2 separate regions of the Homo sapiens genome follow, and region 1 is linked to region 2. Evidence: chromatin loops called from intact Hi-C (ENCODE). Cell type or tissue: MCF 10A. All regions are shown on one strand.

Region 1 (2,500 bases), 120 kb before region 2:
TGAGATATCACCTCATACCTGTTAGAATGGCTATTATCAAAAAGACAAAAAATAACATGCCCATGCATATGTGGAGAGAAATACTTATACACTGTTGGTAAGAATGTAAATTACTGGCCAGATGCAGTGGCTCACGCCTGTAATCCCAGCACTTTGGGAGGCTGAGGTGGGCGGATCCCGAGGTCAGGAGGTCAAGACCATCCTGGCCCACATGCTGAAACCCCTTATCTACTAAAAATACAAAAAAATTAGCCAGGCATGGCAGCACATGCCTGTAGTCCCAGCTAAACCTGGGAGGCAGAGGCTGCAGTGAGCCGAGATCACACCACTGCACTCCAGCCTGGGTGACACAGCGAGACTCCGTCTCAAAAAAATAATAAATAAACAAAAGAATTTGAATTACTCTAGCCATTATAGAAAACAGTATAGAGGTTCCTCAAAAAATTAAAAACAAAACTGCCATATGATCCCACAATCCCACGCCTGGGTATATATCTGAAGGAAGTAAAATCAGTATGTTGCAGAGATATCTGCACTCTCATGTTTATTGCAGCACTGTTCATAAGAGCCGAGATATGGAATCAACCTAAGTGTCCATCAGTGGATGAGCGGATAAAGAAAATGTGGTATATACATACAATGGAATACTATTCAGCCATTAAAAGGAATGAAATCCTGTCATTTGTGGCAACATAGATGGACCTGGAGAACATTAAGTGAAATAAGCCAGGCACAGAAAGACAAATATCACATGATCTCATGCAGGTGTAGAATCCAAAGAAGTTGATCTCATAGAAGTGGGAAATAAAATGGTGGTTATCAGAGGCTGAGAAGAGATTAATCAGTGGGTACAAAGTTACAGTTAGGAGGAATAAATTCTGGCGGTCTATTGCACAGTAGGATGACTGTGGTTAACAACATTGTTTCAAAATGGCTAGAAAAGATTTTGGTTGTTCTCACTACAAAGAAATGGTAAATACATGAGGTGATGGTTTTGCTAAATAACATTAAAATATCACCATATCCCATAAATAAGTAAAATTGTTATGTGTCAAAAATGAAACAAAAATATATAATGTTGGGGGGTATTAAGTGCTATGATGACAAGTAAAGCAAGTTTGGCATAATTTTGGGAGTTGGCATATTAGGTTAAGGTAAAGCCAGTTACTTTTGTTATGTTTATGAATTCCTAGGCCTCTTGACAAACACTGAGGTTCTCAAACATTGGCAAACACAAGTCACATTAGGTAAACATACAAATTCTTGGCCTTAGTTCCATATATTTTATTCTGAACAAATAGCCCTTAAGTCAAAATTGAGAAACAATGATTAGTAATAAGTTTTTACACTTCAAGTATTTCCTCATTCTGAACAAAGGATGTCGACATGTATTTACACACTTGAATGTTTCAACACTACCGTGTGATGTGATTTTACTTTTTTTTTTTTATATATTTCAGCTTTGAGTATCATGTATTCTATTTTCAATCTGTTGTTTGTGGCCTAGACTCAATGCAATAAGTTTTTAAGGGGTTTTCTCTCTGAAGCACAAAATACCTTTTTACTCTAAAAAGCGGGGATGGGAAGAAGATAAACCAGACTCAGATATTATGATTTTCTTCACTTGTCCCTGGTATGAGTTTTATGAAAACATTTGTAACCCAATCACAGCTATCTTTCCCCTGAAACAACACGTGCTTTAGACTGAATTGGTTATAGTTCTAGGTATGAGAAAGAAATATCAAAATGTTATACCACAATGTATATCATTTATTGTTGCATTATATTCTATCATGATAATTTTTATTAATGTAAGCTTATTGAGTTCAAATGCCTTGTTAGCCTTATTTTTCCTCCTTCCCATCCTTTCTTTTTTTCCTCCTCGGTTCTTTCCTCTCTTTATTTCTTTTGAGAATGTAGTTAAATTTTTTTCTTAAAAAATGCCATAGAAAAAAATACTAGAATGAATATCTCATGCTGTTAATAGTTATCAGTAGTAACTTGGGGGAATGTAGTGTTTGTTTTGTTAGTTAAATATACTTGGTTTTCAGATTTCTCAAAATGAATGAGAACACTTAATAACATGGTAAAATGTTGAAACTATAGTATTACTTTCAAAAAGGCTATCTAGAATGGAAGAAGGGTGATGTCAGAAAGATGGCAGTATAGCACTTCCCAGTACTTGTCCCTTCACAGAAACATCTATTTGAACCACTATCCTTTTTTTTTTTTGAGACAGAGTCTTGCTCTTGTTGCCCAGGCTGGAGTGCAATGGCGCAATCTTGGCTCACTGCAACCTCCGCCTCCTGGGTTCAAGCAACTCTGCCTCAGCCTCTTGAGTAGCTGGAATCACAGGCACACGCTACCACGCCGGCCAATTTTTGTACTTTTAGTAGAAACGGGGTTTTGTCATGTTGGCCAAGCTTGTCTTGAACTCCTGGCCTCAGGTGATCCACGTGCCTCAGCCTCCCAAAGTGCTGGGATTACAAGCGTGAGCCAC
Region 2 (2,500 bases):
TGAGATTATAGGCCTGAAACACTGTGCCCCGCCTAAACTCATTCTTCTGCATGTTAAAGTTCAAAGGCTACTATAAAGGACGTATTTTAAGAAATCCTTCCTTCTTGAATAATGTCTGCCCCTTGCAATTTTCAAAGTACTTTAAGATCATGAGATCTCAGTTGTTTAGCAGAACTCTTAAATCTTAAATTATCTTCAATTCCTAAGGTCTTGGGTACTTCAATTAACATTCCATTTAACAAATATTTGTGAATACCAATTCTGTGCCAGGTTAGACCAAGAGGACTCAAAGAAGAGGAAGAAATCCTTGTCTTCAACAGGTCTGGTCAGCTCTGAAGATTCCCTGAAATGTGACATGTAGCGTGACTGTTTGCATTCTGAGTAGCCCACTACACTGGTATAAATTCACAAATTTGGAGAGTCTCTCCTAGGAGTACCCACAGCATTCCACCAAGGAGATCACGGTTTAGTGTTACTCTCACTCAGTCCTAGCTGCATACTATAATCACACAGAGAATGAAAAAGAAAAATAGTAATGCTGGAACTCTCCCCAGACTTCTGACTCAGACCATCCAGTGGTGAGGTCCTGGCTTCAGACTTTTGATAAAGTTCCACAGCTGATTCTGTCAAATTTGGTCCTGTGTTATTTGAGTTCTAGAATGGCAATTTCAACTGTGTGTTAATAAATATAATTTTGATCCTCCTAAAATACTGTTTTGGAGTATAAAATTATGAGGATCACACACAGAATATTTACTATCCATGTACATGTTTGGATTATTACTTGCCAGCTAATGTAATATTTTTCCAGTGGGGGATGTTTATCCTTAGAATCATGGGAAACTGGCTGTCTCTTCTATTCTGAAGGCTGAGGACACGTCAACAGGTTTTTTAGCCAAGCACATCCGTCATGGGGCTTATGCGCAGGCATTTCCAGATGACAGAAATATTCAAAAGACACGTTTGAATGATCTGTTCTTTTTAGGTAGTGGTCCAAATTCTGAACCAAACAGTAACATATTTGAGAAATGTGGGCTATTTTAAAACTAGAAACAGACCTTGCTCACATTTTTCAAACTTGTTTTTAGCATCTCATTGTATTATTTACAGATTCTTGACTTGGAGGATACTGATAATGATGACAATAAAATCAAAAATAATAAAAAGGACTGTTTGAGGGCTACCTTTTCTTTAGTGACCAGCAGAGTCCTGGGAATGCTTGTCCACCACAAGAGGGCCACCCTGAGCCACTTACTTCTCTCTGCTAGGATGTTTCAGCAGTAAAGCATGGCTCAGGCTTGGTGAGTGCAATTTGAAGGACACAGGAACTAATCCATATTGCCCCAGGGAGTAACTAATCCACCTATATCTTCTACGAGAAATGTTAGATTTATCACTACCGGGTGGCAGCATTCTATTTCCAATAATTGCCTAGTAAAATACCACTGGTAGAGGAAATAACTATTGGCTACTCACCACTTCGGCACAGAAAAGAAGAGGTAGCACATACTAAGGACTAGAAGGAACAGATCAATATGGGTAGGCTTTGATTAGAGGTCAGGAAAGCCATCTGTTTCATTCACAGGGCATGGAGTGGGGAAACAGGTGGAAGATCTGAATGGGGAACTGCATAGGTGGGTGTTAGATTTTGAGCCCCTGGAGTTCAGGTCAAAAGGAATATGGCATCATGATATGAGAGGGATACAGTAAAGGATCTGGAGGTAAAGTTACAGAACGGGAGGCCTAAAGTCACACTTCAGTGTAGCTCCTAGGCCCACTCTGCAGAATCAGCCAGACCCATTTTCAGGGTCTTCTGCAGAACCATGCAGACCCATTTTCCATGGCCAAGGTCCCTCAGTAAGTCCATATTAGCCTATAAGCACAATACCTTGATGGGTAATTTGCCCATGAACATCTCAAAAATTCATAAAGGAAAAGGGGTTAGGAAGAGAGAGTTACAAAATGGTGGTATCATGTAGGGCAAAAGCTATTTCAAGTGCAGGAAGGAAACAGTAGGTATTTAGTACATCCTCAAAAGCAGCTGTGTCTGACCCTTCCACTGTATTCTGATGTTGTTGACGCTATCAATATATATTGCAAAATAAGATTTCTGCAACCTTATTCTTTTTTTTTTTTTTTGAGACAGAGTTTCACTCTTGTCACCCAGGCTGGAGTGCGATGTCACGATCTCAGCTCACTGCAACCTCTGCCTCCCGGGTTCAAGCAATTCTCTTGCTTCAGCCTCCCAAATAGCTGGGATTACAGGCACCCGCCACCAGGCCCAGCTGATTTCTGTATTTTTAGTAGAGACGGGGTTTTGCCATGTTGGCCAGGCTGGTCTCGAACTCCTGACCTCAGGTGATCCACTCAACTCGGCGTCTCAAAGTGCTGGGATTACAGACGTGAGCCACCGTGCCCAGCCAACCTCACTCTTTCTTTATCCAACTCTTTTTAATCCACACTACTATTTTGAATCCAGTCACTTTCTACAAATATCAGG

What was found. Peaks named below come from ENCODE experiments on the same cell type or tissue, not always from the same donor. Only the 100,000 strongest peaks of a DNase experiment are listed, where the experiment ranks them.
Region 1: a loop joins it to region 2, with 2.2 times the contacts of the local background. A loop is called at or near these places in 14 of 110 quality-filtered maps.

Annotation. Positions count from the first base shown.
Region 1 is chr6:127,346,066-127,348,565 of GRCh38, forward strand. No RefSeq gene overlaps it. Among named protein-coding and RNA genes, the nearest start is that of ECHDC1, 3.7 kb to the left of the region's middle. In MCF 10A, no CTCF peak of the experiment used is centred here; a DNase peak (open chromatin) is centred at 1,326.
Region 2 is chr6:127,463,826-127,466,325 of GRCh38, forward strand. All of the region lies in intron 7 of SOGA3-KIAA0408 (SOGA3-KIAA0408 readthrough), which reads right to left. It overlaps LOC124901399 (a long non-coding RNA gene), which reads left to right. Exons shown (of 2, transcript XR_007059750.1): 2 at 271-709. Among named protein-coding and RNA genes, the nearest start is that of KIAA0408, 5.7 kb to the left of the region's middle. RefSeq lists a silencer at 1,119-1,413. In MCF 10A, a CTCF peak has its summit at 1,243 (motif pointing right); a DNase peak (open chromatin) is centred at 1,246.